2 separate regions of the Homo sapiens genome follow, and region 1 is linked to region 2. The links are chromatin loops, found by intact Hi-C in ENCODE. Cell type or tissue: IMR-90. All regions are shown on one strand. Links, peaks and the distances in the headings refer to the core of each region. The heading gives the core; the rest is flanking DNA. Region 1 has its middle 200 kb from the start of MIR744. Region 2 has its middle 130 kb from the start of LINC00670.

Region 1 (16,811 bases), core at 4,447-12,446, 130 kb before region 2:
CAGGAGTTCGAGACCAGCTTGCCCAACATGGTGAAACCCTGTCTCTACTAAAAATACAAAAATTAGCCAGGCACGGTGGTGTGCGCCTGTACTCCCAGCAACTCGGGAGGCTGAGGCAGGAGAATCGCTTGAACCCGGGAGGCAGAGGTTGCAGTGAGCCAAGATCGCACCACTGCACTCCAGCCTGGGTGACAAGAACAAAAACTCCGTCTCAAAAAAAAAAGGAAAAATTAATACATTAAACATAAAATGGTAGCTTGGAAAAGGAGATCAGAACTGAACTGTTTCTGGTCTGGAGATTTTGATTGGCCTGATTTTCTTTTTTAATGTCAAGTATGCATTTTAAATATCTAAAAGAATGAATTAGAACGTGTAGTTTTCAAGCTTGTAGAAGGGAAAAGTAGAATGAAAAAACCAAATCAATTTAATAAAAGGCAGGAGAGAAGAAAAAGGAAGCAAAGAAAAAGTACATTAATCTTAAATGCAAAATAACATAATAGAAGTACAGTTGATCCTTGAACAACACGGGTTTGAACTTTGTGGGTCCACTTATATGTGGATTTTTTTCCACCTCTCTCACCCCTGAGACAGCAAGACCAACCCCTCCTCTTCCTCAGCCTACTCAATGTGAAGACAAGAATGAAGATCTTTATGATGATCCACTTCCATTTAATGAATAGTACATGTTTTCTCTTCCTTATGATTTTTTTTTTTTTTTTGAGACGGTGTCTCACTGTTGCCCAGGCTGGAGTGCAGTGGCGCAATCTCGGCTAACTGCAACCTCTGCCTCCCAGGTTCAAGCTATTCTCCTGCCTCATCCTCCTGAGTAGCTGGGACTATAGGCACACATCACCACGCCAGGCTAATTTTTTGCATTTTTAGCAGAGACGAGGTTTCACTATGTTAGCCAGGATGGTCTCCATCTCCAGACCTCGTGATCTGCCTGCCAGGCCTCCTAAAGTGCTGAGATTACAGGTGTGAGCCACTGCACCTGGCCCATGATTTTCTTAATAACATCTTTTCTGTAGCTTACTTTATTGTAAGAATACAGTGTGTAATACATATACAAAATATGTGTTAATCAACTGTTGAAATGTTGTAAGTAAGGCTTTCAGTGAAGAGTACGCTGTGTGCAGTTAAGTTTTTGGGTGGTTGATTTTGGTATGTGGATTTTTGACTTTACGGGGTTGGCATTTCTAACCCCCATGTTGTTCAAGGATCAACTGTCATACTAAATATACCAGCAATCATAATAAATATAAATAGCTTAACTTATTAGTTAAAATAAAACTTTTCAAATTGGATTAAACAATTTTAGTTTCATATTATTTATAAGAGAAATTATTAATTGGTTGACTTAAATATTGATTTCAGACATCATGGCTCAAAAGTTTGAAAAAGAAGTCGACAAAAATATGTACCAGGAAAAACAAAACAAAGAAAATTTGAGTAGTGAAATTTTTATTAGATGAAATTGATTTTAAGACAAAATGCATTGGTGTGGATAAAAAAGCATTACTAGTAATTAGTAAAAGCATTCATGAGAAAGCTACAGAAATTCTAGTCTAATGATATAGACTTAAAATATAAGGGAAAATGGGCTGGGCACGGTGGCTCATGCCTGTAATCCCAGCACTTTTGGAGGCCAAGGAAGGTGGATCACTTGAGGTCAGGACTTCAAGACCAGCCTGGCCAACAAGGTGAAACCCTGTCTCTACTAAAAATGCAAAAATTAGCTGGGCATGGTGGTGCGTGCCTGTAATCCCAGCTACTCAGGAGGCTGATGCAGGAGAATTGCTGGAACCTGGGAGGCACAGGTTGCAGGCAGCTGAGATTGCACCACCGCACTCCAGTCTGGACGGCAGAGTGAAACTCTGTCTCAAAAAAAAAAAAAAAAAAAAAAACACACACACACACACATACATATATTGGAAAATGAACAGAACTCTAAAGAAAATTAACACATTCACAATTATCGATGTCAATATATCTGTATCAGAAACTACTACATCAAGAAGACAAAGGAAGACTTGATGTCTGTTCTTATATATCCATGAACAACCTTTCCATTGTTTTTTTCAAGCATACAGAACAGTTATGTTTACTGACTACAAAGACCACATAATTGATATTGTACTGAATATATTCTTTGACTACCATACATTAAAATAGGAAACCATTTTTTAAAAGTAATCAATAAAAAACCCCTATTCTTTTAATAGGTACATTTCCAAGAAGTAGTTAAAAAAGGAATCATGTCAGGAGGTCTGAAATACTTAGAATCACACAACAATCACAGCAATATATGTGAGATAGAGATTTATATGCTAGAAAAAACAAAAAGTTGAAAAATCAATGAATTAAACATTTGACTCAAAAAGTTAGTAAAAGAGAAAACCTAAACAAATAAGACATTGTAATAAGAAGAAATTAAATAAAAAAAGAAATAATAAGGAAGGTAAACAAAAGTAGTGCATATATGTTTAATTAATTAATTAATTATTTTTTGAAATGGAGTCTTGTTCTGTCACCCAGGCTGGAGTGCAGTGGCAGAATCTTGGCTCACTGCAACCTCTGCCACCCAGGCTTAAGCGATTCTCCTGCCTCAGCCTCCCAAGTAGCCGGGACTACAGGCATGCACCACCAGGCCTGGCTAATTTTTTCTATTTTTAGTAGAGATGGAGTTTCACCATATTGGTCAGACTAGTCTCAAACTCCTGACCTCAAGTGATCCGCCTGCCTCAGCCTCCCAAAGTGCTGGGATTATAGGTGTGAGCCATCACGCCCGGCCAGTGGTGCATTTTTATTAAAACAGAACAATATTCAAAGAAGACATAAAACTCACCATACATCTCATTCTGTGCCAATGTTTTCTATTAACACTTTTGTGCAAATCCTTCCTGTTTTACGTAGAGAGATGGAACAAATAAATACTCATGCTATGACAAAGATTGAGGAAGAGAATTGCTGTCTTTCCAAACATAGACTGAATTTCTGAAGCAGGAAATGTGGTTTGCAAGAGGCAGCTGGGAGAAAGGAAGACTCCTACTCTGTTTCTTGGTCCTGGCATTTGGGCGTGGGAGGAATACACCAACATGAGAGAGTTGCAGAAGTCTCAGCAGACACCTGGGTTTCCACTGGGTAGGAAAGAGGCAAGGCCTTTCAGAGAAGAGATTGAGGATATAGGGAAGTGTGCTGGTCATAATCAGGAATTCCAGAGATCACACTGACGGGGGTTAGAGGGCAAGGAGATGGTGATGAATTGGATCAGTCTGGAGAGAGTACAAAATATAGGGAATAGAGTTCCAGTGATAATGGATCATTTTAGCACAGTTGGACACCTGAAAGGGACTGTGATCCACAGGGAGGAGGGGTGTGACATGGTTGTTCCTGGTGGTCTTTTAGAGAACTGATAAGTAATCAGTTGAAACTGTGGTCTTCAAACTTGAATAAGATGATGAGGGGGTCTTAGAGAGAGAGATCTTTCCTAAAACTCAAGAAGGTTGCTGGGGAAGGGGATGAAGTCAGAGGGAGGCTGCTCTACTCACCATTTAGTCACCCTTGCGGTTTCTCTTTCTGTATTTTCTACTAATTTCTGGTCTACTGAGAACACCTCTTTTTATTGTTTAGTATAATTATGCACTATTGTATTTAAATGTTCTCCTGCCAATTCTAGGAATGGGGCAGGAAGAAAAGTTTGTGACTTGAGCTCAGTGTCCCATCTAGATCTGAAGGCAAAGCTTCAGTTTGGTCCTTATTTTCCCTTGACTATGGGGTTCAAGTTCTTCTTTCTGCTGAGCTACTTCAAAAAATAATTTTTCTCCAAAGTTCACAGTTCCTGATTAAAGCCGACTAAGATGAACAACAGAGCAGGGCAGGATATCAGAAAAAAAATTTAAATGAAGAGCGTTGAATTAAGTTACATTTGTCATTCTATCAATCATATTTCCCATGTCACTTCTGAAATGTCCGTTGGGCTTGGCCTCCACAAGACCTGCAGGAAGAGGTTTATTTTCCCTCAAGACCTGAATGTGCTCTCTGTGGCCCCAGTAGGAGTCCTTACACCTACTGTGGCCACCTTCTTTGATTAAAATTCATTTCTATATCTCAGATGACTCAGGCAGGACATGCCTGTGTAGTTTTACAGGTGACAGTTTTTCCGAGTGCTCACAAACTCTGTGTTTTACAAGTACATTTGTTCCTTGCAGACTTTTGGCTGCACTATAAGCTCAGGCTGAGAAAGAATAGTTGATTCTGGTTATCAAAGCTTTGTCTAAATAAACGAGGACCTCACTGTATCTCTCTTGGCTATAGAGCTAGGTATATGGACAGTCCATCTTGGAGACTCTCCAAAGTGAGAATAGTTATTGAAGTCTAAAATAAGGACTCCTTATAAGGAAGTTTCACCTAAGAAGAAGGCCCCCAGCGTTGGCTTAGCAAATAACATTCTAGTGTAGCTCCAGGATATTGGAGCCAAATGTGATTCTCCCTGCCCTCAACCAAAGACCCAGCCTGGTTTTTATAGGCCAGACATAAATCTGAGAAAGTGTTTATAAAATAGACTGGGTCTATCTGGAAGGCTTGAAAAACAACTTTTATAGGTTCATTCTTAGGAAATCGATTTGAGGATATTTAGAGGAGTTGCTCTTGTACGAAATGGAATCCTTCTCACCTTATCTCCCCCTGTCCAGTTGGGGTGCATGATTCATTCAACAAAACAGCACTATTAATTTCAGGCTCCTCATACTCTTATGGGCAAGGAGACCTGCCTTACTGAGCCCACCATTAAAGGGCAGAGAGAACCTTTATTAAATATTTATTGGTGGACCTCAAATCTCAATGCTTGCCTTTCTACCTGGTGACACCATTTCAAGTTTGTATTCCCACTTGGTATTCCAGGATCTTATCCATAAGAAATTTTGGGCTATAAGTTCCTCTGAAGCACATTGTGCTAAACCTGCCGATTTTATAGTTGAGGAGGCTGATGACCTGAGAAAAGGACCCTCTTCTTTCAGTAAACACCAAAACATGATGCTTGACCCTTTGTGGGATACAAAAATACATGGGTCAATGTCCTTGTCATCAGTGATTGTTACTTACAGGTGTAAGAATAATTGTAATATGTAATTGTAATATGTGATGTGATAAGAGCTGTAAATGGGCTGGGTGCGGTGGCTCACACGTGTAATCCCAGCACTTTGGGAGGTCGAGATGGGCGGACCACGAGGTCAGGAGATTGAGATCATCCTAGCTAACATGGTGAAACCCCGTCTCTACTAAAAATACAAAAAATTAGCCGGGCGTGGTGGCGGGCACCTGTAGTCCCAGCTACTTGGGGGGCTGAGGCACGAGAATTGCTTAAACCTGGGAGGTGGAGGTTGCAGTGAGCTGAGATCGCACCACTGCACTCCAGCCTGGGTGACACGGTGACACTCTGTCTCAAAAAAAAAAAAAAAAAAAAGCTGTAAATGAAGGAAAAATACAAAATGCATTTTGTATTTAGGTAGAAATTAGCACATTTTGAGGGGGCAGGGTAGCAGGAGAAGCAACCTGGTAATTATTGTTATTTTTTATTTCCCATTTTTTTCTTTTAACTTTTATTTTAGGTTTGGGGTGCATGTGCAAGTTTATTATGTAGGTAAACTGGTGTCACAAGGGTTTAGTGTACAGATTATCTCATCATCCAGGTACTAAGCATAGTACCCAATAGGCTTCTTAAAAAATCCTTTCCCTCCTCCCAACCGCTACCCTCAAGTAGGCCCCAGTAGTAGGCCACAGTGTCTGTTGTTTCCCTCTTTGTGTCCATGTGTCCATGTGTTCTCATTATTTAGCTCCCACTTATAATAAGTGAGAACATGCGGTTTTTGGTTTTCTGTTTCTGCATTAGTTTGCCAGGGGTAATGGTCTCCAGCTCCATCCATATTGCTCCAAATGACATGCTCTTGTTCTTTTTTACAGCTGCATGTTATTCCACAATGTATATGTACTACATTTGCTTTATCCAGTCTAATGCTGATGGGCATTTAGGCAACCTGATAATTACTATGATGTACTTCGCATTTAAGGGCAATTGGGTGAATCTTGGGATTTTTGCCCTCTGCAGATGGGAGTTACAAGTAAATCTGCTGTATTGAGAAATCCTCTGGCATGGAAAGGAAACGCTAGGAAGTTCAGTTTGGTCAGAGGGTAGACCAAAGTAAGAAAAGAATAATAAATAAGGTGGGAGAAATGGATTGGGACAAGATTACAGGTGAAAAAGAATGGCCAAGGCATATTGAGCAGGAGCTAGATTTCAGGGGGCTAAGCAGCGAGTGGTTGATGAGAATACCGAGACAGACAATGAAAAATCCTTATGAGTCATTTGCTAATAGAGAAAAATAAAGATTAGTAGGAGTTTGTGGGAGAAAACAATGTCTGCAGGGAATAAGCATAGGTAGAGAGGGAAGTTGCAATGAAACTAGTTGCATTGAAAGCCAGGATTTTCTGATGACTGGAACCCTAGTGAGGGTGCATGCTCTGCTCCTGAATGCATTGGTATGACAAGCATTTCCCAGAATCTAAAAACCTGAAGGTGCTATTTCATCTCTCATGTCATCACTAAGAATCTTGAATTTAGAAATCTAGAGCTGAGCTGATCGTTATGAGGCTGAGAATTGCCCCCAGGTGAGTGGGACGCTTGGATGATGTACAGACTGACACACTGCACACCAGGGTGGGCTCACAGCTCTGTACTCATGCGTCATCTGGGGACACTGAGGCTGTGCAGTGTCATGATGGGAGGCATTCACAAGGTTCTGCAAAATATAGCGAATAGCCAGCCATTTGGATTACCCTGACTCTGCAGATCAGATCAAAGGAGATTAAGTTGAAGTGCATCCCTCTTTAGTGAAGCACTTGGCAAATGTCTCAATTCTTTTAGAGATGATTTTGAGTTTTGTAGAATTAAGTCTTTTTTTTTCCCCCAAGCATATTTCTCCCAGTTTTCAAAAGGTTGGTTACTTGTGGGAAATTTAATCCACATGTTTATGATTCACTTCGACTCCACTCCTTTCAAATTTATCTTTGGAGCATGAGTTGGTACTTGAGAAGCGTTTTAAAGTTCAGGACTTTTTAGAACTGGAGAGTTATTTTGCTAGATGTGTCTCGAAAACACATATCAAAAATTTTCGTAAAATCAAAACTCAGAGTTTGGAGGGTGGTCTGAATGTCCCAAACTCCCAACTCTTGGCAATGTATTTCCAACAGCTGATCTGTAGGCAAAGGACAGTGTAAGTGTGCAAGGAGCTCCTTCGCTGAGTGGTAAAGGAAGGGTGTCTGTGTTTACAGGAGTGCCATCCCAGTCTCTTAAAATATTCCCAGAGACGGCCAGGCGTGGTGGCTCATGCCTGTAATCCCAGCACTTCGGGAGGCCGAGGCGGGCGGATCACGAGGTCAGGAGATCGAGACCATCCTGGCTAACGTGGTGAAACCCCGTCTCTACTTTATATAAAAATTTAAAAAAATTAGCCAGGCGTGGTGGCGGGCGCCTGTAGTCCCAGCTACTCGGGAGGCTGAGGCAGGAGAATGGGGTGAACCCGGGAGGCGGAGCTTGCAGTGAGCCGAGATTGTGCCATTGCACTCCAGCCTGGGCGACAGAGCAAGACTCCGTCTCAAAAAAAAAAAAAAAAAAATATATATATATATATATATATATATATATATATTTTCCCAGAGACAGCAGGCCTGGGAAGCATCATGACATTTGTGTCCTTCCTGGTAGGCAGTCTTGCTTTTTATTACAGTTTCTTATGCCTAGATCCTTGGGCTGGCAGAACAATTCTAGATCACCTCATGTCTAATTTAACCTCTTCATTTTACAGGTGAAACTCAAAAAGATTCAATGTCTTGCTCAAGGTTTCACACAGTTTAGTGTTAGAATCTCTTCGTGTTTCCACCATGTCCATTTCATGCCAATAAGAAGAAACTTTGATAAGAGTTGAGGTCATTCCACTGGGACCAGGGGTGGAATGGTGGGCAAAGTGGTGGAGGCAGTTTTTGGTGGGTGGAGAGACATTGAGCACTTCCTTCCACCTGCTCTGCCCTCTTTGAGTTTCTTTCTCTTTCAGATTATCTGTTTGCTTTGGGTTGCTTCTCCCCTTTGGAAGATAGGGTTTCTGCAAAAGGATACTGATGGAATGGGGTTCTTAAAGTCTGACATCCAAAGAGGTGTCACATGGGAAAGGGTGGAGTACTCCATTGTGAAGTCCTGTTTTCTGCAGTATTATTTAAGGGATACTGGGATCCAGCTGATTGCTCTGTAAACAAATGCCTTCACTGCTCAAATGGATACATATTTCCTGTTCCAGAACACTAATGCTTACTTGATGAGTCAATGGGTGACCAGTCTAAGTATGTTGGATCCACTCAGTCACTGCAGGGGAAATCTATTGACCTTGGATACACACTTTAGCCCAGAACGGCTACACTTGGTTATTTAATTTAGTTGTACAAAATGTGGGAAATAGATGCATATCAGCAAAGGTCTTGGTCTTTGTTCAGCAAGGAAACTAGTGAAATTTATGAAGGGTTTTTATCAGACTGAGGTCAATGGAACATATTCACACACATACCATTTAAAATAGCATTTATTTGTTTTATAAATGATTATAAAAGTACTATAATTTCATTGTGGAAAACTTGAAAAATGCCAAAAGTATAAAGAAGAAAAAATGAACAAATCACTTACAATTTCACTACTTAGAGATAACTAATGTTAACATTGACATTGGAGAGTTTCCTGGGGTTTTTTTAGTGGATTTACAGATTTTTAATATTTTTTTACAAAACATACATTTTTCATAGGTTATAAACTGTTTTATTTTTTGGTGTTTTTTTTTAGTTGTAAAGATCAGAAAGAGAAAAAGATGTTTCATAAGCCTAGTCTAAGACCAATAACCATGGGTTTATTGGGTCTCTAGGACTCGTATGAGATCCAGTGCATTTTGGGCCCTTTGCAGGGCCTGAAGCAGATGAAATTCATAGATTTTTTCTCTAAAGCTCCCCCTATTAATGTAACTCACTTATTCGGCCTAGGTTGCTTTCCTTTCTGTCTCTTACTTCTCCTCCCACCACTACTAACCAATCTCCATTTTCTCTACCTGGTAGCTTCTTCTCACATCATAACTTCTCATTTCTTGTATTTTTGGTTTGCTGTGACTCACACACAGCCCTGTTCTACCTCATGGCCTCTCTTTCCACATATCATTTGTCTGACATTTTTCAGTTCAAACGATTCAGAGAGAGAATCTGATTTATTCAGCTAACGACTCTTTTTCTCTATTTGAGTACATCTTGCACACAGGCTCGGCCGTAAGTTGCTGGCCAGTTGAGACAATTACTTCTCTAACCCATTTACGTATGGGCAGATGATGAGGAAGTTCAGCTAACATTTAGCAAATTATATAGAAGACAGTAAAAATTTATCCCAAATCCTGCCACTCAATAGTGACTACTGTTAATACTTTTGTGATTTTTTTCTTTGAGACGGAGTTTCGCTCTTGTCACCCAGGCTGGAGTGCAATGGCGCAATCTCGGCTCACTGCGACCTCCGCCTGCCGGGTTCAAGCAATTCTCCTGCCTCCTACTCAGTCTCTCGAGTAGCTGGGATTACAGGTGACTGCCACCATGTATGGCTAATTTTTGTATTTTTAGTAGAGATGGGCTTTCACCATGTTGGTCAGGCTGGTCTTGAACTCCTGACCTCAGGTGATCCACCTGCCTCAGCCTCCCAAAGTGCTGGGATTACAGGCATGAGCCATCGCACCCGGCCAGTCATTTTTAATGTAATTATGTATGTGCCTATGTGTGTATGCATGTGTGAGTATATATTTTAAAACTTGATTACATTTTGTTTTTTAGCCGAACATTATAGCTTAAAATAGTTTCTTATACTTTTAGCTATTTTTCTAAAACCTGACTTGTAGTGGTGTACAATAGTCAATTTTATGAGCATAGCAATACTCTGTTTCACAATTTCAGTATTACTAGGTACTTTCTGGTGTGTGCCGTGGAAGAGCCTGCATCCTATGTCATATAATGGCAACATTTCCTAACATTGGAAAAGGTATTCCATTTCTAGGTGGCCAAAAAGTGCCAAATATCTATGATATGGTCACAGGTGGACAATGTAGTTTTATGATAATGAGGACATGTGTTCTGTCTTTTTTTTTTTTTTCAAATTTATTTTCTTAGACCATATGACATCTATTTTGCCATATAGTGTCAGGAAGTAATTTAACCTTAAACATTTTTTTTCCTAAAAGTTTAACTTATTGTCCTAGAACCATTTATTCACTTAACCGTTCTCTCTCAGTTGATTTGGAATGTCGTAGGATTATTTCCTTGATTCTCAGATGCAAATGACTGTGAGATTCATCCCTGACTTAGAAACCACAGCAAGTTGAAATTCTTTTTTTTTTTTTTTTTTTTTTGAGATGGAGTCTCCCTCTGTCGCCCAGGCTGGAGTGCAATGGCATGATCTCGGCTCACTGCAACCTCCAACTCCCGGGTTCAAGCAATTCTCCTGCCTCAGCCTCCTGAGTAGCTGGGATTACAGGTGTCTGCCACCATGCCCAGCTAATTTTTGTATTTTTAGTAGAGAGGGGATTTCATCATGTTGGCCAGGCTGGTGTTGAACTCCTGACCTCGGGTAATCCACCTGCCTCGGCCTCCCAAAGTGCAGGGATTACAGGTGTGAGCCACTGTGCCGGCCAAAATTCTTGAGTCACATCCTGATTTCAGAAATATTAAAATGAAGACAATGTGGTACTAACTCGTCATACCAATCTGGGTGTTTCTCGGCTTTCTAGTCTCTTGCACTGACCTATTTTGAAGCATATTATTTATCTGCTTATAATATTTATGTTTGTTTATTTATTCTCATTTATTCCTCTACCCCATCTCCATTCTCTTTCTTTCCAGCTCCCATAAGCAACTATTTTAACATTTTAAATATGCATTTGTTTATTTGACTGTATCATTTTGAATGTGTATTATCGTGTGGCCTATATTGTTATTTTTTTTCTGTTGTAGATCTCACTCTGTTGTCACTTTTTAGACTACATCCTATGTGTCTGAGAGCCATTGTGTTGCTGTTTCTGATAGCCGGGTAGCACTTTGTGGTGTGTTCACAGATCTCATCTCTTCAGGGTTTGTATCATGTTATGCCAGGTCCACTAAATAAATTTTGAGGTTTTCCACGTTTTGTTTTATAATATGTTGGCAAACTTTAACATGTACAGAATACATGTTCCTTAAAAGTTTGAAAAATTTAATCTGTAAAACAATTTGCCTCTGGTGCCATTTGGGGAATAGTTGTTAAAATTCCACACACACACACACACACACACACACACACACACACACAAAACAAAACAAAAAAAAAACAAAAAAAAAACAAAACAACAAAAAAAAAACACCCCATCATTCTTTCTGTCATTTTTGATTTATTCAAGTTTTTTTCTTCTTATAGGGAAATTTTTAAGAATTAATATTTTTGAGAACATATACTTTTCAAATCTAGTAGCCTATAGTTACTAATAATTTTTTTATGAATTCAGTGTAATCTCTTTTTTATGATTGTGGTTACATTGTTCATATTCCTAATGCTTCATATTTGTATTTTTGCACTGGCTTTTTAAAAAGTAACTTCACTTTTTTTCTGATATAAAAGTAATATATGCTTATTTAATAAGGGGTCTTTAGCCATTCCCTATGTGTGCAATTAACCTTGTCCAGAACTTGTTCTATTATATAATTTTTATTAAAAAACCAAGTTTTAAAAATCAATTTAAATGCTTTTTAGTTTTACTAAATACATTTAAAAAATAATTTTATCTTCGTCTATTCCCTCTACCTGCATTTTTTAGATTTATTTTTTGTTCTATTTTAGCTTATTGAATTGGATACTTCATTCTCATAGTTTCTGTCTGTCTTGTTTAATAATAAAATCTCAGTGCTATTAATTTTCCTCAGTATATCTTTGGCCACAGCCCCTATATTTTACATGTTCTGTTCTTCTTTGTCATAATTTTTTAAATAAGCTGTACTTGTAGTTTTTATTTCTTCTTTGTCTCAAGAGTTATTTAAGAGCATTTGACATTTCTAGTGTTTTTAAAAAATTCTTCTGTTATGAATTTCTGGGTTTATTACATTGTGGTTAGAGAATGTGAGAATGCAGTCTGCATTGTTTCTACTTTTTGGAAAATAGTAAGATTTTCTTTGTGGCTTAATATATGAACATATTTTGTTAATGTTCCACGGCACTTGAAAAGAATACGTGTTTCCTGAGTATATCTGAAGTTTTATATACATCTATTAAATCAAACATATTAATGTGTTATTCAAATTCTCTATATCTTTTTCTCTTCCTGCATACATGTGTATGTGTGTTTGGTCTATTTGAACTGGAAAAGCCTGAAGATGTTATATGAATGACTCCCACTGCAACTATAGTTTCGTCAGTTTCTTCATGTGTTGCCAAGTTTTTTGCTGTCTCTACTTCATTGGTGGAATTGATGAAGCATCTCCCTACGTTTCATTAGTTGTGTTCTCTAAAATGTTGAAAGGACAGGCACATCAGGAAGCAAAAGGTGTCTGTATTTTACCTAGCCTGGTTTGATTGGTGTTGTAGGGGAAATTTTGGCCCTATTCTAACATTAATTCAACCTTGGTTATCATTGGTAGGTGAGTTCCTATTTTTCTGTATCTTTGTGTCTTCCTTTATATACTCCTCAATATGTATTTATGGAAGACTTCTTCCATCTGTTTTCATTGCACACTGACTATGTATTTATTGGAAAACATTTTAAATTTTGTGTGCCCCTCCCAGTGAGAGGATTATTTGTTCTCACCTCAAAGAAATCTGGTTCTGCCATGTGACTTGCTTTGGCCAATAGACTGTGATCAGAAGAGATGTATGCCACATCGAAGTGTCTTGCTTACAGCATCATTGCACAGTCTGTCACTGTCCTTTTCTCTGCTCTAGGAAAAGCATGTCCAAATAGGGGCCACTCTCTCATCCTGGTCCCTGAATGAAAACAATCCAGTGTGTCAGCCAAAACTCAGAGAGAGCTGACTAGTATGGACATGCATTGTGTACTGGGTCCTGTTTTAGGCATTGCAGATCTAATCAGAATGGAAACCAGCATGGCCCCTGTTCGCCTAATGCTTATGGAAAGTTGGAAGAGTCTATGAAATGCTGCTAGCCACTATTTTTACAGGCCTCAGTCATATCTGATAGTTTTCTTTATATGGAATCTATATACTTCCTATTTGGCATTTCCAAAATACTTTTTGTTATTGTGAATATAATCTTTTTCGTCATGTTATTTAAGAACTCGTAGCTGCTATATGGGAAATCTATAGATTTGTATTTTTACTTATATTATCTGGACACATTATTAAGGTCTCATAATTATATAGTTATTTACTAGATTTTCCAGGTATATAATCATATTTCAAATCAATTAGTAATTTGCTTTTCCTTTGCAATGATTATAAACCAACTTCTCTTCTATATCTCATTTAATTGGCCAGATTTTCATAAAAGTGTTAAATAATGTAATAGTATTTTCCCTGATTTTATTAGGAAAGTGGCCAGTGTTTGACTCTTAAGATATGACTTATTTGTTTAAGACAAATCATCTTTGCCATGTTGAGAAGATCATTTTTTGTTTGCAGTTTTCTCTGAGTTCTTATTCTGAATATGTGTAGCATTTTAACAAATGCCTTTTTAGTGTCTACTGAGATTTTTGCATGCCTATCTGTATTTTGTTAATAGATTTCCCAATATTAAAATACGTCAGCATTCCTCGGATAAATCTAGTTATTATGATGGATGGTCTTTTAGTATACAATTTTGTTCAGTTGTCGTATATTTTATTTAGCACTTAAACATTTGTGTTCCTAATTGGCTTTTTCTATAGGTTTTTTTTTGTGTGTGTGGGTACTATCTTTGTGAGATTTTGGTATTAAGATTATACTTCCTTGTAGGAGAGACTTTAAATTTTATTTTATTTTTTTACTATTCAGGAACAGTTTATATTGCATGGGGATTATCTGTTCCTTGAAAGTTTGAACTGACTTGATAATAAAACTGTCTGGGTGTACATCTCTTTAGGAGTAATACTTTAGTAATTTCCTCAGTTCCTTTGATGGTTTTATTTTTCAGATATGTATTGCTTTAGTCAGGTCTGTGGTGGCTCCTTGGACTAGGAGTTGGTTCAGATCTGAGCCTCTCGCCTAATGGAAGATTACATCACCTGATCAGACTGGATGTTTAACAGAATTCAGCCTCTTGCATCGTAGTATTTACCTTGAGTGAAAATTTCATGTTAAGCACTTGTTAAATTGCCTAAAGCACAGAGAGCTGAGACTTCAAGTTGTGGTCTGTTTTTGTTTCTCCCCATTAGCCCATATTTTTATGTGTGCTAGAATTTGATTTGAGATGTGCTTTCATTGTAATAGATATCAGGAAATGAAACTGGTTGGGGTGCAGCACGCCTAGGTCCTTCCTAGATTTCTAATTATTGGAATTTGCTGGGTATTCACAAAATAAACTGGAAATTATGAGCAACCCAATTGGTCTGGGTTGGTGTGTTCTCAACAGTCCTTTTGCTGCCTATGAGTGGAGTTGGCAAAGGAGTATTCTGGCCGCCTCTAAAGCATTCCCTGCACAGTGAAGAAAGAGCTGCCATTGGTAGTAACCTTAAGGACCCAAGTGAATTGTTTTTTTGGAGCTGCCATAGCAAAGTACCACACACGGGGTGACTTAAAACAACAGAAATTCATCGTCTCACAGTTCTGGAGGCCAGAAGTCCGAGATGAGATAAAGATGTTGGCAGAGCTGGTCCTATCAGTGGGCTGTGAGGGAGAATCTGTTCCAGGCCTTTTTCCTAGCATCTGGTTGTTCTGATGGAGATCTTCGGTGTTTCTTGGTTGTAGATGTATTGCTTCATATTCACATGCTTCTCCCTTCTTCCTGCATCCCTTCACATCATCTTCCCTCTGTGCACATCTGTCTCAGTGTCCAAATTTACCCTTTTATAAGGACAACAGTCATTGAATTAGGGCCCACCGTAATGGCCTCATTTTAACGTGGTGACTTCTTTTAAGGCCCGATCTCCAAATAAGTTCACAATCTGAGGTTCTAGGGGTTACGACTTCCACTTATCTTTTTTCAGGGAATGCAATTCAGCACATAGTTCTGAGTAGGGCTGCCGAGAGAAGGGAAGTCAGAAGGGCTTTCCTACTGTTGCTTGGACTGATGGCAGCCTCTGTTCATGCGGTGAACGTGAGTGGGCAGACCATCAGCTGTCTTTTTTTTTTTTTTGTGATGGAGTCTCGCTCTGTTGCGAGGCTGGAATGTAGTGGCGCAATCTCAGCTCACTGCAACTTCCGCCTCCTGGGTTCAAGCGATTCTCCTGCCTCAGCCTCACTAGTAGCTGGGACTACAGGTGCGCACCACCCATGCCCAGCTAAATGTTTTTACATTTTTAGTAGAGATGGGATTTCACCACGTTGGCCAGGATGGTCTCAATCTCTTGACCTCATGATCCACCCACCTCGGCCTCCCAAAGTGCTGGGATTACAGGTGTGAGCCACCGCGCCCAGCCCATCAACTGTCTTTCTTACCCACTCTACCAGCCATCTCAGTAGATAGTCCTTTCAAAATCTATTAATGGATGGTTCCAACGTTCCCAATGTTAACTTTCCAAGAAATCTTCAGCTTTGGGATTTTCTTTGTCTTTAACATTGTTTTACTGGGAGGAGGAGAGGGGCCATAACAGGCCCTGCCAGCTAGGAGTCAGTTAAACCACAAGTTGTTCTTTCTCCTGGCTCTATTTTCCTGCCTTTTATTTTTTCCCTGTCCAAGGATCAGCAGGTTGCCTCTCCCAGGCCACACCTCCAAGAGCATCCTTGCATTGGGGTGCCCTGCTGATTGTGGCAGAGCTCGAAACTAGGGAGGCATCATTCACTTGGGCTGCAAAGACAAGGGCTTGTGCGGGAGACCATTTGTGGGTTTGGAGCTGCTCTTCACACTTGGGATATCATACTGATGGTCTCTGTGCAACCTCTGCAGGGATCCCCAGCTGTCTTTATTGCTCACAACTTTATTATCTTCTGAAGGTTTGGAGCTTATAAAATAGCTGTTTTGGCCAAAGCTGTACAATAAAGAATCATATTTGACTCTCACATTTCGCCTCCTCTCTTGCTAGCTAAATAATGTGACATTTCGAATTTGGAATCTTCAAGTTTAGCTTACATTTTTGGCTTTTACTAATTTTATCAAGGTCTTGCTGGGATGCTTGTCAGTTTCCAAAATGCCTTGATATGATCTCATCTTATTCTCGCAATAAGTTGCTTTTTCTGCTCATTTTTCATGGCAATAACTCACAGAAGTTACTGGAGGCACGGGGGCGACTTGGCCGAAATCACACAGATAGCAGTAGAGCCAGGACTCCAACTCAGGTCTGCTGACACTCAGCCCGGCTCCTTTCCATGAGGTCATCCTGCTCTCCTGCTACCTCATGGTCCAGCCAAGTCTCAGCTCGCACTCAAGATCCCAAAATACCACCACCTCCTCCCCAGAGCCTTCCCAGATTAAGCTAATAACTGACAGCTTTCCATTATATTGCTCAGTCTATCTAGAACAGGGGCTGGCAAACCACTGGCTCCTTGCCCTGGTGTTGCTGGTCTACAAATGTTTTTTACATCTTTAAATGTCCATTAAAAAAAATAAAAATATTGTGGCAGAGACATAAGTGACCCTC
Region 2 (16,811 bases), core at 2,867-10,866:
TAAACTAGCCTCAGTATCATGCTCCAGCAGGGTAGAGCAGAGAACTCAGCATCAGGAATTAAGCTTACAGCCCATCTGCCAGTGCTTTGCGCATACATCCTTCTCTTGGGAAACCTATGAGGAAGAGTATCTTAGGTTTGGTCTCCTGGTCTGTTGCCATCAATGAGCCTGTGAATCCCAAGTTTTCCCTCACTCTCTGCTCTGTTCCAGCACTGTGCCTTCTTGTGCATGACATAAATGCTCTGAATCACAGTTTTTGCCTCTATCAAATGGACATAATGGCATTCATGATCATGCTCACAGAGATTTAAACGCAATAACTTGGTATATTCTAGAAGCGTATTCAAAAGGAACTTTTTTATTGTCTCGTTCCTCAGGCTTAGTATGATTTCTCGATGGAGTGGAGATAATGAATCCTTATGGGATGGCTGATTGAACAGATAAGATGTGATTCTCACCTATACCAGCTGAATTAATGCATCTATTGAGAGGTGATTTTCTATTTTTAAAGAAAGTATCATGCAGCAGAACTACCTGGTGAGGGCATACATATCAAATGCAATTTGGCTTTAGGAGATTCATTAGCGTCTGTTCTCTAAGAAGTGAATCTGTTGGAGTAGCTGTTTGTTTTTTTGGAAACAAACAAAAAAATCTGTTTTTTGTTTGTTTCTTTATTTTAGGGCTTAATTTTTTGAGACAATCTTGCTCTGTGCCCAGGCTAGAGTACAGTGGTGCGATCTTGGCTCACTGCAACCTCCCCATCCCAGGTTCAAGCCATTCTTCTGCCTCAGCCTCCCGAGTAGCTGGGACTACAGGCGCGAGCCACTACTCCCAGCTAATTTTTGTATTTTTATTAGAGATGGGGTTTCACCATGTTGGCCAGGCTGGTCTCAAGCTCTTGACCTCAGGTGATCCACTGGCCTCGGCCTCCCAAAGTGCTGAGATTACAGGTGTGAGCCACCACACCTGACCTGGAGTAGCTGTTTTTGAAGAGGGCTCTCTTAATTAAACCAGTATGGTTTGGCCAACTCGTTATGGTTGCTCTAAGCAAATTTTGATCGACTTTTACGCTGTATGTGTTTACAGAGAGCCTGACCTGCAGAAACATATTATCCATATGGAAATAAGGGAGAAACACAATGATGTATCCGTCTCACATCAGAAGAAAATCTAGGTCTTTTCTCTTGTCTATTTTGTCTTCTGTACCCAAGCTTGCAGAAAACCAGACACTTCCAATGAGGACAGTCCCCTGATAAAAAGCCCTCAAGGAAGCCTGCTGTGCTCTGTGTAGTGTCATTGCACTGTGCATGGGGCAGCTGATTCCAATCTTGACTCACACACTTGAATGCAAAGTGAGGTTGGATAAGCACAAGGCCTTACGTGTACTTGTACATTGTTAGAAATCAAAACTGGTCGAAGTCTCTGAGAATTTCAGTCCAACCTCTTATAACTCTATCTTTCTTAGTTTCTTCTTTTCTGCCTGCAAGCATAGTCATATCTCTTGTCTACTAAAACAAAAACAAATCTAACAAAGCAAAATAACTTTTCTCTTATCCTACTATCATACTGTAGTGCTGCTGTTTGTCTTTTGTTTTCATACATCTGCAGAGGATGCTACATTATCAGACAGTTTGTTTCTTAAATAAATTTTACTGGCCGGGCGCGGTGGCTCACGCCTAAAATCCCGCACTTTGGGAGGCCAAGGCGGGTGGATCACGAGGTCAGGAGTTCAAGACCGGCCTGGCCAAGATGGTGAAACCCCCATCTCTACCAAAAATACAAAAAAATTAGCCGGGTGTGTTGGCGGGTGCCTGTAATCCTAGCTACTTGGGAGGGTGAGGCAGAGGATTGCTCGAACACGGGAGGTGGAGGTTGCAGTGAGCCAAGATCGCGCCACTGCACTCCAGCCTGGGTGACAAAGACTCAAAAAAAAAAAAAAAAAATTTACTGTGTGGCCGGGCGCGGTGGCTTACGCCTGTAATCCCAGCACTTTGGAAGGCCGAGACCAGCAGATCACCTGAGGTTGGGAGTTCAAAACCAGCCTGACCAACATGGAGAAACCCCGTCTCTATTAAAAATACAAAATTAGCTGGGTGTGGTGGCACATGCCTGTAATCCCAGCTACTCAGGAGGCTGAGGCAGGAGAATTGCTTGAACCTGGGAGGCGGAGGTAGTGGTGAGCCAAGATCGCGCCATTGCACTCCAGCCTGGGCAACAAGAGTGAAACTCTTGTCTCAAAAAAAAAAAAAGAAAAAGAAAAATTACTGTGTATATTTGAGGTTTACAACATGATGTTATGGGATATATAGAGATTGTAAAATGGTTACTAGAGTGAAGCAAATTAACATATCTAACATCTCACTTAATTACTTTTATTTTTGTAGTAAGAGCAAGTAGAATCTATTTATTTTACAAAAAGCCCTAACAACAATACGGTGTTATTAACCGTAGTCCTCTTGATGTACATTACATATCTAGGCTAGTTCATGCTACGTATCTACTACTTTTGTCCTTTGACCCTCATCTCCCCATTTTCTCCCTCTCCTCCCCGCCCCTGTTTTTTTTTTTTTTTTTTTTTGGAGTTGGAGTCTCTCTGTGTTGCCCAGGCTAGAGTGCAGTGCTGTGATCTTGGCTCACTGCAATCTCTGCCTTCCGGATTCAAGCAATTCACCTGCCTCAGCCTCCCGAGTAGCTGGGACTACAGGCACACGCTGCCAGGCCCAGGTAATTTTTTTTTGTGTTTTAGTAGAAACAGGGTTTCACCGTGTTGCTCAGGCTGGTCTTGAACTCCTGAGCTCAGGTGATCCGCCCTCCTAGGCCTCCCAAAGCGCTAAGATTACAAGCATGAGCCGCAGCGCCCGGCTGACCTCTTTTTTTTCTTTGAAAGATTCCATGTACAAGTGAGATCATGCAATATCTTTCTTTCTGTGTCTGGCTTATTTCACTTAGCATAATGTTCTCTAGGTCCATCCATGTTGTGGCAAATGGCAGGGTCTCTTCTTTAAAGGCTGAAAAATGTTCCATTGCATATATATCTATATATACCACATTTTCTTGATCCATTCACCTGTCAATGGAATCTTAGATTGTTTTCATATCTTGGCTATTGTAATAATGCTGTAAGGAACATGGGACGCAGATATCTTTACAAGGCGGTGGTTTCATCTTAGACACTATTCACCCACTTCTTAATCCTCTCTGCCCTGACCACCCTGCCCGAATTACTTCCTAAAAGGGCTCACGTCAGCTACTTGCCTGGCAAATACAATACCTATTTTTTATTCCTTGGTCCTCTTTGCAGCATTTGATATTATTACATGTTGTTGTCCATTGTATTCACCATGTCTATTTTCTGGTTTTTGGTGCTTTGATATCTGTGGCTTGCTGAGCCTGGATGATGCTTCCTTCCAGGACTTGCCAATCCCTAGAGATAGAATATAATTTTCCCTGCAGCATGCCTTTCAATTCCAACCACCTCCTCTCCAGAAACCTCAGACTCAGGGCCAATATTCCCCTCTCCTAACCATCCCCGGGCCAGGTCCCAGACATCTGGGGATGGCCCCTACGCCCCAGAGTTCACTGAAGTTATTCAAACCACCAAATCCTAAACCTGCTCACCTTACCTCGCCCATTTCCCGATGGAAACCACAAGGAAGGAAGGCTCCTGCCCACATGCCCCCCTGTCCCTCTGCCTCCTGACCAGCCCTGGTACTTCTCCTTGTGGTCTTACGTCGAGTGTAGTGCTCTTGTTTCTAGGGATCTGTGAGTATAAAATTGTCTTCCTTTCCATGTCTGCATGTCTTACCATACCTAACTGAAACAGATCCCAGGTACTTAAAATATATCTACTCTTATTTTTGGAAAGTATCAGCTTCCTTGCCTTTGGAACCACTCTCTCTTTGACTTATTTCATTTTTTGCATTTTTCTGTTTTTGTTTCTGATTTACTTATTGCAGCTCTAGAATCAGAGTCATCCCTACAAACTAAGGGATTTCTCACTGTGAGATGAAGAGGATGGTAAGTTAAAAAAAAAAAAAAAAAAAGGCAGGACCGGGCATGGCGGCTCACGCCTGTAATCCCAGTACTTTGGGAGGTTGAGGTGAGCGGATCACAAGGTCAGGAGTTAGAGACCAGCCTGGCCAGCATGGTGAAACCCCGTCTCTACTAAAAGTACAAGAAATTAGCTGGGCATGGTGATGCGCACCTGCCCGGCTACTTGGGAGGCTGAGGCAGGAGAATAGCTTGAACCCAGCAGGTGGAGGTTGCAGTGAGCCAAGATCGTGCCACTGCACTCCAGCTTGGGCGACACAGCAAGACGCCATCTCAAAAAAAAAAAAAAAAAAAAAAAAAAGGTTTTGTGTTTGTTTTCCTTAAAGGGAATAGGGAGAAAGAGTTTAGGGAAGACAAAGTTTAGAACAAACTCTCATAACACATGCATTGAACATGCACTCCTGTAAGAAGAAATCGGAAAGCATCTTTATTTTAACTCTCACCGTCCCTTTAAAGTTGTGCTTGCCTTTGGATGAAAATGGCAAGACCCAGGGTTGTGCACTGTGATTCTCATGCTAATCTGAATTCAGTTATTAGAATGGCCAATTCCATGTAGTCACCAAAACTCCAAACCTGACTTAGCATTGTCTTTCCCGCCTCCCCCCACCCTCTTTTCTAAGAATGGCTTCAGTCGACTCGACCACCTGCTGCCTGGGAGGAAGGTTGTAGTCAACTTTTTCTTTCTTTCTGGTTGATCTCTACCAGCATCCTGCTAACTTTAGCATTCGTTCCTTCCAGGGCTGGAACACAGGAAGAGAGGAAGAGAGAAGTACTGTGATTTCTCGCTTGACTGATATTGTCACAAGATGGCTTTGCTCTCGTCCTGAGAAGGACAAAAGCTGGCTCTTGCTCCAAAGAGGGCATCTGTGGCTCTGCAGAGATGCTGCTGCTGTGGGGCCTTGCTAACTTCAAACCCTGGACGTCTCTTTTGGCTGTCCCTCTGGGGGACACCCTCAGCCCCTGGATTTCTGGTTGTCCTCTCTGCACAACATTTACTCTGTGGAACTCTTTCAGGCAGTCTTCTAGTGCAGGATTTAAAATAGCTCTAGGACAGCATTCTTTGTTGTTGTTGTTGTTACATGAATAAGTTCTTTAGTGTTGATTTTTTTTTTTTTTTTGAGATGAAGTCTCGCATTGTTGCCTGGGCTGGAGTGTAATGGCACGATCTCGGCTCACTGCAAACTCCGCCTCCCAGGTTCAAGCGATTCTCCTGCCTCAGCCTCCTGAGTAGCTAGGATTACAAGTGCCCGCCACCATGCCCAGCTAATTTTTTGAATTTTTTTTTTTTTTTTTGGAAATGGAGTCTCGCTCTGTCACCCAGGCTGGAGTGCAGTGGCGCAATCTCAGCTCACTGCAACCTCCGCTTCCTGGGTTCAAGCAATTCTCCTGCCTCAGCCTCCTGAGTAGCTGGGACTACAGCTTCATGCCACCACACCCAGCTAATTTTTTTGTATTTTAGTAGAGACGGAGTTTCACTGTGTTGCCCAGGCTGGTCTTGAACTCCTGAACTCAGACAATCCGCCTTCCTCAACCTCCCAAAGTGCTGGGATTACAGGCATGAGCCACCGCGCCCGGTCTTTAGTGGTGATTTCTGAGATTTTGGTGTACCCATCACCTGAGCAGGGTACACTTTACCCAAAGTGTAATCTTTTATCCCTCACCCGCCTCCCACTCTTGCCCTCAAGTACCCAAAGTCCACTGTATCATTCTTATGCCTTTGCATCCCCATAGCTTAGCTCCTACTTGTGAGTGAGAACATACGATGTTTGGTTTTCCATTCCAGAGTACTTCACTTAGAATAATTGTCTCCAATTCCCTCCAAGTTGCTGCAAGTGCCATGATTTTTTTCTAGGACAGCATTCTTATTTAAGACCTATAGGTGATCCCTTTCCTTTGGGGAGAAGCCCAGTCACTTCTAGATGTTGACCTCGCCACTGCTGCCACTCGCCGCTTTGCCTTTCCCTGTGTGATTCTGGGCCGTGGTGCTGCCTACCTACAGGAAGTACATCTTAAACCCGGTCAGGAGGTTTGAGGCTGGTCAGGAGGCAGAGGGACAGGGGGGCATATGGGCAGGAGCCTGCCTTTCTTGTGGTTTCCGTCGGGAAATGGGCTAGGTAGGGTGAGCAGGTTTAGGATTTCGTGGTTTGAATAATTTCAGTGGACTCTGGGGCGTAGGGGCCATCCCCAGATGTCTGGGACCTGGCCCTGGGATGGTTAGGAGAGGGGAATGTTGGCCCTGAGTTTGAGGTTTCTGGAGAGGAGGTGGTTGGAATTGAAAAGCATGCTGCGAAAAGTTAACCATTTCGCCCTCTCTCACTAGGCTTGTGTTTAGAAGGAAGCGCCACCCACAGGTGCCCTCTTGGTGGGCAATGAACTTCAACAGAAAGACATTTCTTTCTCAGGAAATATTTTTCCATTTCTTTGGAGAAGAGCTTTGGAAATGCTCCCCCTGGAACATTCCTGGGTATCTTTTCTATCTCCTCCAAGTTCCACAATCAAAACTTCCACTCTAGCATCACATAACACATTTTTTAAGAGTTAAGGAAAAGTAAGAAGAATTCTTCAATGATTTTAGTATACCTAGGTTTTTAATGATCTTCATTTAAACGATGTCACTACAAATATTTAAAGTTATATATGCAAGACAGGCATTAAGTATGATGTTTCTCCTTACAAATGTAAAGAAAAATCAGGCTAGACTCTCTAACACTTGGTTTTCTATGCCTGTGTAAAATCTCTCTGTTTGGACAAAGCCATGATCTATATCAGCGGTCCTCAAACCTGGCAGTACATCAAATATAACCTGAGGGACTTATTTAAAATTCAGATGTCAGGCTCTATTCCAGACCTACTAAATCAGCCTCCAGGCCATTGGTGTTCTTATCAAACTGCACTTTTGATGCTCTTGCACAAGTAAGTTCAACGATCTCCTGGTGGTGGCTGGTCAGAAATACTAATGCCACCTTGAAAGACGTACACAGCCCCTGATGGGCAAGTCTCGTGAACTCAAACTTAAAAATTTCAGTCTCCCCAGTAGTTCTATTGGGAGTAAATTCCAGCAAAGTCTTATTTGTATTTATTTGTCAAGAGGGCTTCTCTATCTCTGCTCCTGAATAGTGAAACCCCACCTCCAGGTCTACTAGTCAGCGCTCTGTTGAGTCCATTGTTATGGAATGTCCCTGTTTAACAGGGTTGCTAGGAAAGCCTGACTCACAACCTTCAACCCCATGGTTTCTATGTTCCGATGCTAAGTCCTTTATTAACCAGTTTATCCACTTGTTCTTTACTAGGCTTGACTCCTTGGGTCTCTGCTGCCAACTCTCTTGTTTTGTGTCTTGGTAGTCTTGGGGATTTTAAACATTTCACTCTTTTCTCTTACTCCTTAATCAGAGAATGGAAGTTCTCCATGGCTGTCATCAGTAACCTCTGGGTATGAAAAATTACATCAAAAGTTCCTGGCCATTCAAATGTTTTCCTGGTCTGCTATTTTGATTTTGTCTTCTACCAGTGGTAAAAAGCTTTCTGTCCTAATTCACAGTTTCAGCTTTGATGCTGAGAGTTATTTGGGAAATGCTAAGAGAGGTAGGTGGTGATGGCTAAGGTAGAAGACATGTGGCGGGGAGGTTCTAGGATGTTAGTCAGAATTTATAGCTCTCCCCTTCATCACTCTAAAATCTAGACAACTGAAATCATTCTGACTCTTCTCTCTGCTTCCAATCTCCCTCAGGCTTCACCTCCTTTTACTTTCTTAGTCACACAGCTACTAGAGTTACTCTTATAATTGAGATCACCCCAGCCTAATTCTTCCCTACCTCACCCCATTCTTCATGGTTTCCTGTGATCCACAGATTGAAGTCCAGAATGGCTTGGTGCTTTGGGGGCATTTCCAGTTTTGACTTCCATTTCTCTCAGCTATAATCCTAAATTTTTCAACTTTCTCATGATCCTCCAAATATGTTGTCTTAGCCTATTCTAGCTGCTATAACAAAAGTATCATAGACTGGGTAACTTAAACAGCAAACATTTCTTTCCCACGGTTCTGAAGGCTGAGGAGTCCAGGATTGAGGCTGCAGGTGATTTGGTGTCTGGTGAGGACCTGCTTCCTTGTTCACAGATGACCCACTGTCTTCTCACTGTGTCCTCACATGGTGGAAGGGGACAATGAGCTCCCTAAGTCCTCCTTTTTTTTTTTTTGGAGATAGAGTCTCACTCTGCTGCCCAGGCTGGAGTGCAATGGCATGATCTCGGCTCACTGAAACCTCCACCTCCCAGATCCAAGCAATTCTCTTGCCTCAGCTTCCCAAGTAGCTGGGATTACAGGTACCCACCAACACACCTGGCTAATTTTTCTGTATTTTTAATAGAGACGGGGTTTTGCCATGTTGGCTAAGCTGGTCTCAAACTCCTGACCTCAGGTGATCCACCCACCTCAACCTCCCAAAGGGCTGGGATTACAGGCATGAGCCACCGCATTCAGCCCTCAGTCCTCTTTTACAAGGACGTTAGCTCCATTCATGAGGGTTTGACCCACATGATGGAACCACTTCCCAAAGCCCCACCTCCAAATACCATTGCACTGGGAGTTAGGAACTAAATGAATTTAGAGAAGACACAAACATTTAGTGCATAACATATTTCATGCCCTTTCTTGTAAACATGATTTTCCCCTTGATGTTTTTCTGGCTGAAATTGGGAAAGAAAATAGAACTCATTTGTTGAGTCGCTACCACACTCCAGGCACTGCAACACATATCTTTACATATACATCATTCGTTTCTCACAGTAACCCTCTAAAATAGTTACTTGCAGCCCTATTTTATAAATAGGGAAACAGATGATTTAAAATATCTCATCCAGAATTGCATAATTATAAGGCTCAAGCTGGAATGAACCTGCATCTGTCAATGCCAAGGGCCACCTATTCACCCTATGCCTTCCTAATATCAATTCTTCCCAAGCTGGGCTTCCATGTCACTTTTTCCATGAATTCTCTTTCAATTTCTTCCCAGTTCATTGCTCTCATTCCCTAATTCGTAAGTAAGTATGTGTTGAGAATGTACTTTATGCCAGACACTGTGCTGGTTCCTAGGGGTAGAGGCATGAATGAGACAGAGTGGATTTCTGCCCTCCAGGAGCTTACATTCTCCTGGGGGAAATAAAGAATAAACAAGCAAACAAAGGACTAAAAAGATAAAGAATGTGTAAGTACTGTAAAAGTGATAAATAAGGCAATAGCAGACAAGAGTATCTGGGAGGGATCTATTTAACATATAAAGGATTAGAAAAGGTCTCTAAGACCTGGTATTTGAACTGTGACTTGGAAAATATGACAGAGCCAACTAAATAAGGTGCTGGAGAATGAGCACACCATGCAGCGAGAGAAGCAAGTGCAAAGGACCTGGGGCAGGAAATAGCTTTGCACATTTGATCAGCAGTTTTTCTGGGCCATTTGTGAGTGGTAGAAGATTAGCTTGAAAATTAGTAGGCACTTGGTCATGTAGAGCCATGAGGACACTTTGAGTTTTATTCTAAAAGCAATGTTAAACTTTTGAAGGATTTAAAAAATGGCTTTATGGAGGTATAATTGACATGCAATAAACAACATATTTGAAATACACAATTTGATATGTTTTGACATATTGTGTTAGGCTATTCTTGCATTGCTGTAAGTAAATACCTTAGGCTGGGTAGTGTATAAAGAAAACATGTTTATTTGGCCCACAGTTCTGCATGCCTTACATGAAGAATGGTGCTGGCATCTGCTTCTGGTGGGGCCTCAGGAAGCTTGCAATCATGGCGGAAGGGGACAGGGAACCAGTATGTCACACAGTGAGAGCGGGAGCAAGAGAGAGAGGGAGGAGGTCCCAGACTCTTTAAACAACCAGATCTCACATGTAGTAACTGAGTAAGAACTCACTCATCACCCAGGAGATGGTGCTAGGCCATTCATGAGGGTTCCACCTCCATGATCCGATCACCTCCCACGAGGCCTCACCTCCAACATTATGAATCACATTTCAACCTGCGATTTGGAGAGGACAGACATGCAAATCATCTCACACCATGAGATGACACCAAATTATACCCCCGTGAAATTATCATCATGATCAAGATAATGAGCATATCCATCATTCCCAAAAGTTTTGTCATGGTCCTCAAAACCCCACTCAAAACCCTACCTGACCCCAGCTCCAGGCAACCACTGATTTGCTTCATGTCCCTGTAAATTAGTTTCTATTTTCCAGAATCTTATGTAAATGAAATCATAAAGTATGTACTTGTGTAAGTGTGTGTGGCTTGTAGGTTTTCATAGATTCCTTTTATCAGGCTAAGCTCTCTTCTATTCTTAGTTTGCTGAGTGTTTTCATCAGGAATGGGTGCTGTATTTTATCAAGTGCTTGTTCTCTATCTTTGCAGATGATCATCTTGCTTTTTTTTTTTCTTTTTAAGACTATTAGTTGATTGTTTGGAATGTTAAACTAAACTTACATGCCTGGAATAATCCCTACTTGATCATGATTTATTATGCTTTTTATATATTGTTGAATTGAATTTGCTAAGATTTTGTTTAGAAAATTTGCATGTATGTGGTTTTTTTATTCTTGTAATATCTTTGCCTGGATTTGATGTCAAAGTAATGCTGGCCTCATAAAATGGGTTGGGAAGCATTCCTTCTCTTCCCTATTCTTTAAAAGTTTATTCTAACTGGTATTATTTCTTATTAATGTTTGGGAGACTTCACTAGGGAAGCTGCCTGAGGCTGGAGGGTTTTTTGTTAGAAGGTTTTAAACTACAAATTCAACTTTAAAAAATAGATACAGGATTATCTATTCAGGTTCTCTTTCTCTTCTTAAGCAAACATTAGTTATATGTTTTTCAGGGAATTTGCCTATTTTTCTAAGTTCTCAAATTTATTGCCATAAGGTGGTTCACAATAAGCATTTATCATCCTTTTACTTTCTGTATAATTTTTAGTGAGGTCTCATTTTTACTGATCTCTCATTTCTAATATCTTTCGTTTGCATCCCCTTCACCCCAAAAGTTGATAAGTCTGGCTGGAGGTTTATTAAATTTATTGAACTTCTCACATAACCACCCTTTGATCTCATTTATTTTCTCCACTATGTTTTCTGTTTCATATCTAATTGGATTTTGCCCTATTTTTATTATTTCATTTTTTTATTTGGAGTTTAACATGTTCTTTTCTAGTTTATTTAAGAAGAAAGCTAAGGTCTTTGATTTGAGGCCCATCTTTAGGTCTTCCACTCCAGCTGGTGGAAACAGGAATGATTCCCAGTCTCATGTGAATTCTAAAGAATTGTTCCCTCTAGGGGCGGGGCCTGGTGGCTCACGCCTGTAATCCCAGCACTTTGGGAGGCCGAGGTGGGCGGATCATGAGGTCCCGAGATTGAGACCATCCTGGCTAACACGGTGAAACCCCATCTCTACTAAAAAACAAAAAATTAGCAGGGCGTGATGGCAGGAGCCTGTAGTCCCAGCTACTCTGGAGGCTGAGGCAGGAGAATGGCATGAACCTGGGAGGCAGAGCTTGCAGTGAGCCGAGATTGCACCACTGCACTCCAGCCTGAGCAACAGAGCGAGACTCCGCCTCAAAAAAAAAAAGAATTGTTCCCTCTAATCTTTTCAAGTAGTTCTTTCCCTGGCCTCTGTTTCCTCACAGATATGCATTGGGCAGCACTCAGCACAAGACTTGAGGGGACCCTGTGTAGGTCTCAGGAGCTGTCTTGCAGCTCTCTCTTCTCCAGCGTTCTCCCCTGAATCCCACAACTCTGACTTCCTTGGCCTCCCAGACTACTAGTATTGTCTCCTCAGCTCCACAAGGCCACCAAGCCCTGCCTGGTTTCCCTAGAAATTCTCTTCAGACCAGGCGCGGTGGCTGGAGCCTGTAATCCCAGCACTTTGGGAGGCTGAGGCGGGCGGATCACCTGAGGTCGGGAGTTCGAGACCAGCCTGACCAACATGGAGAAACCCCGTCTCTACTAAAAATACAAAATTAGCTGGGTGTGGTGGCACATGCCTGTAATCCCAGCTACTTGGGAGGCTGAGGCAGGAGAATCGCTTGAATCCGGGAGGTGGAGGTTGCGGTGAGTCTAGATCGCACCATTGCACTCCAGCCTGGGAAACAAGAGCGAAACTCCGTCTCCAAAAAAACAAAAACAAAACAAATTCTCTTGGGGCAGTAGCTGGGGCAATCGAAGGACTCTTCCTTTGTTTTGAATCTCGGTTGAATGTTTTGTATACCATTGTTTTATACTCTTTGTGTAGTGTTTTAGTTATTTCATACTAGAGCATAAGGCTAGTCCCTGTTATTCCGACGCTATCAAAAATGGAAGTTTCATCCTTTTGGGGGATTTCAAGTGGAGGAGTGGTGTTATATCATCCAAGGGTTAAGAAGATCACTCTTCTGCTGTTCCATCTGAAAGCAGATGGGAAGTGGAGGACAGGTCTGCTATTGTAGGAATGCAGGCAGGAAGTGCTAGGAATTGAAGAGGGATTTTTTTTTTCAAGGGCCACGGGGGCAGAGGGTGGCTCCAGATCCACTTGGAGGTGGAACCCAGAGAACTGGCTGATAAACTGGATGTGGAGTGGGTCGGGGGGAAAGGGAGTTAAAGCTACCTCCTGGGTGTTTCCTAGAACAACTGGGCCAATGGGGAAAGCCAGGGAAGGAAGTGGGCATTGTGGACAGGCGGAGATCAGGAGTTACAGTTTGGATATAAGCTTGAGATGTCTTTTTAATCAGTCACATGGATCTAGTCAAACAGGAAGAGGGCTATAAGAAGGTAGAGCTCCAGGGAGGAGTCAGAGTTGGAGACAGAAAAACGGAGTCATCAGTATAGAATTATTCAAAGCTCTGGGCCTGGAGGAGATCACCCAGGGGAACAGTGTAGACAGAGGAGAAAAGAAGGCCTAGACTGAGTCCGTGGGACCTTCAGCATCTAGATGTCAGGAGAGCAGGAAGAGCTGAGAAGGAGTTGGAGAAGAGGCACCTGTCTTCCCAGGAGACTCAATTCCTTTATTTAACCATGTGTTTTTCAGTTTTATAATTACCTGTTTATCCACCTGTCGCTCAACTTGCCTGGGAGCCCTTGAGGTCGGATGCCCTGTCTTATTTTGCATTGCCCACATCTAACACGGTGTCTGGCACCTAGATGGACCTTGAATGAATGAATGGATGAATGAATGAATGAATGAATGAAGACTAAGGGAGTTAAAAGATTACTGGTATGAGGTCAAAAGGACAGAGCTTTTTTGTAGTCCAAGGGACTGCAAAAGACAATTCTGGGAAAGTTGAGCTCAGAAAAAAAAAAATCTAACAGTCCAGAAACATTTTCCTGAGTGCCAGTTTCCTGATCTGTCAACTAAAACGTCCCGGAGAAGTGATCTTTAGAGTTACTTCTGTTTACATGCTGCACACAGACGGGAACGCTCCATTTGGCTTTCTCTGCAGAGTCCACAAGGAGACAAAACAATGTGTTAAAGTTGCGCTTCCTTGGTTGATGTTTCTATTCTTTTGGTCTTTTGTCTGTTTTCAAACAGATCAAAGCACGTCTTGTGAAATGTTCTGGCCCCAGAGTAGAATTTAAGATGCACAAAGGGCATGAGTAGACATTAATAAAAAACTCATTTTGACCCTTTCGAACTGGCGGCCACCATGGAGGTCAGAAGAGGGCAGGTGTATTCCTGCCAGCCCCCTAGAGACATAAAGATGTCTGCCCCGAGGAATCAGGCTAGGGATTAGTGACAGGCTCCATGCCTGCCCCCTGCCACACTGGACAGCCAAACCTCCTTCTCTTGACTTACAGGACTGGCAAAGACAGTGACAGGGGCCTGGCCGTGGAGCCTGGCTGAAATCCGGGCCCCAGTGAAAGCCCCACAGAGAGCTGCAGAGAAAGGCAACCTTCAGAGGCTGACTTTGATATTTACACTTCCCCAATTTCTACGGAGAGCCGTGGTCTCGTGTTTTACACATTCAGCAATTGCACAGGCCCTGAAAGGTTTTAACTGTCCGGTTGAAACTATAATAAAGTTTACTGTGGTTAAAACCTGAAATGAGTCTGAGTTTGGATTTTTCAGCCCAGTGGCTTCGTGTAAACAGTTTACTTAACGTCGTTTTTGGCTCTTATTCAATAAACCACCATGATAATCCCGTTCACAGACAAAACAGATCACGGATTAGCAGACAGGCTGCTGTAACAAAAGCAGCGCATTACCTGCTCTTTGTGCAAAAGGTAGAGCTCCGTTTTGCAGAAAGTATTCGTCTATCTTTGTTTTCATAGTTGAAGAGAAGGAACGTTACATTGTTTAGCTCCTTTTTGTACCACAAAAATAGATTTTAATTAAGCACATAAAGTGAGCCGGGCTTGGAGCTGTTATTTTCCAGAGAAGGCATACTGGCTTTATTCAAATTGGAAGAGACCCCAGGCAAATGCCAAAATCACCTATTGCTTACATTTCATTTTAATGTGCTCAAGTTCAATAAAAGTTTATCATCTCCATTAAACCAGTACCTATTGGAACTGATTTAATCTTGTTAGCACAAAGAACCACATGAAAGAAACCAAGACCCCAGGACAAGACTGTACATAGCACAGTTGCGCCGGGGTAGAAATTACATAAAAGAAATGAAGCATCCACCGATGACAGAGTGCCTCACCTGCTCTTATGTGTGTGCGCTTGCTCGTGTGTGTGCGGAGTGTACTTGTGTGCACGGATCCACACACCCTGCAGTGCAGGTCTCTGGCCGTCTGCCACAGTGCAGCATGCTGGGGAGGCTGCCAAGTGCGGGAGTCCTCAGCTGCTCAGTGTCACAGCACCGCCACGCTCCCACACGGACCCTGAATTGTGTGACATTTGAACAAACACATGTCACGTGTAGGGGTGCTGGTCAAATGTCTACTGGCAACAGCACAATGAGGACATATATCTTGATTCTAGCCCCAGAGAGCACACACACTCACACACTGTCACACTCACTCACACACACAAACACAGGCCTTTCTTTACCGGGAAGAGTCAGTTTGCTCTCCGCCTTCAGTATTCTCTTTTCTGTCAACTAGAAAGCCTCCAAGAGCTCATGGCTAGACATGAGTGGGGTCCAAGAATTCAGGGGTGTTAGATCTTTGATTCAAGGTGTGGCTTGACATTAGGACTTGGTCACAGGGGACATAAATGACAAGTTGGTGGCACCCACAGGTGTGTGCTTACCTGAGACGGATGCAATGAGGAGGTGGATTTAGTGGATGATATCAGGGGCTGCAGGCAGAAGCTGAAGGATCCATTTCCTTAAAAGACTCAGCACTAAGGCACGAGTGGGATTTCTTAGGACTCCCAGTGAGAAAAGCGCTGAATGGAAGAAGTGATTTTCCCCAGTTCTGTGCCTGTAACTAACTCAGTGGCATCTGCAGGAAGCACAGCCTCATGTTGGCACCTCAGTGGCTTATAGCTTTGGGAACAGAGGGTTACTGTCGCTCTCAGCCTGTCGTAGCTACAGAGACAGTGGTGGGGCCCAGCTTTGAAAGTGACTTGGCAAGGAACAGAGCCTGGAGTGGAAGAACATGCCGTGGCACTTTTGGGATGGCTGTGAGACTCTCTGAGGATCTCCTGAAAATACGTGGTTAAAGTTTGAGTGGGAGATTGGAGGCCTTTCTTATACGGGGTGGCATGAGCCACTGAGGACTGAGGGAATGTGAATTATGGTCCTCTGCCTCCATGACTCAGTTATTGAAGGGAATTTATATATCTTCTATGGAGTGCCAGACACCCTAGTAGACCTGTATCAGCCAGCTCGGACTGCTATGCCATAATGCCACAGACTGGGTGGCTCAAACAACAGAAATTTATTTCTCAGCATTGTGGAGACTGAGAAGTCCAAGATCAAAGTTTTGGCAAGGCAGGTTTTATTCTGCAGACTCTTCTCTTGGCTTGTAGACAACCACCTATTGCTGTGTCCTCGTATGGTGAAGAAAGAGAGAGAGAGCAAGAGAGCTCTCTGGTGTCTCTTCTTATAAGGGCACTAATTTCATCATGAGGGCCCCACCCTCCTGACCTCACTTAGCCTCAAGGCCCCATTTATCTCCCAAAGGCCTCATTTCCAAATACCATCACATTGGGGGTTAAAGCTTCAACATATTAATTTTGGGAGATCACATGCATCTAGTCCATAAAAAGACTCTGTGGGAGGCAATGGACCTTCAAGATGCTTACACAACAGCCAGGAAGAAAGGACCAAAACCTACCCTGCAGAGGTCAGCTGGCTGCAGCCTGCTTCTCCCCTCTCTCACGTTAGCTCAGAGAGCACCGCTCAAGTTGCCTCGTGTGTGTTTCTCAAACATGCTAAGTTCACCTGCTGTTCTTCCATCCTGGAATGACCTTGTGCTCTTCTAAGTATGGCTGGCTTTCTTAGCCCTTGGCTGGTGGTCACCTCTTCACAGAGGGCTCTGTCACATCCCATGGAAACTTCCCTCTAGGCCCCAGTTGCTCTCAATTACCTAACCCTGTTTTATTTTCCCAATACATCCAAAACTAGTTAAAGGTATTTTGTGTATTTGTTTCCTTGTTTATCATTGAGATGTCCCCTGTCCTTGGTACTATGGACTCCATGACAGTAGGGACCTAATCTCTCAAGATCATTTGTGTGTACCCCAAAACTAGGAGAGTATCTGGACATAGTAGGTATTCAATATGTATGTGTTGATGAATCATAAATGCCATAGAGAGGGTGAAAATAATATTTTGTGGGC

The links. Hi-C counts contacts between places; a loop is a spot of excess contacts. Peaks named below come from ENCODE experiments on the same cell type or tissue, not always from the same donor. Only the 100,000 strongest peaks of a DNase experiment are listed, where the experiment ranks them.
Region 1: a loop joins it to region 2, with 2.3 times the contacts of the local background. A loop is called at or near these places in 3 of 110 quality-filtered maps.

What each region holds. Positions count from the first base shown.
Region 1 is chr17:12,273,875-12,290,685 of GRCh38, forward strand. No RefSeq gene overlaps it. Among named protein-coding and RNA genes, the nearest start is that of MIR744, 200 kb to the left of the region's middle. In IMR-90, for the core only: no CTCF peak of the experiment used is centred there; a DNase peak (open chromatin) is centred at 8,367.
Region 2 is chr17:12,407,999-12,424,809 of GRCh38, forward strand. No RefSeq gene overlaps it. Among named protein-coding and RNA genes, the nearest start is that of LINC00670, 130 kb to the right of the region's middle. In IMR-90, for the core only: no CTCF peak of the experiment used is centred there; a DNase peak (open chromatin) is centred at 7,233.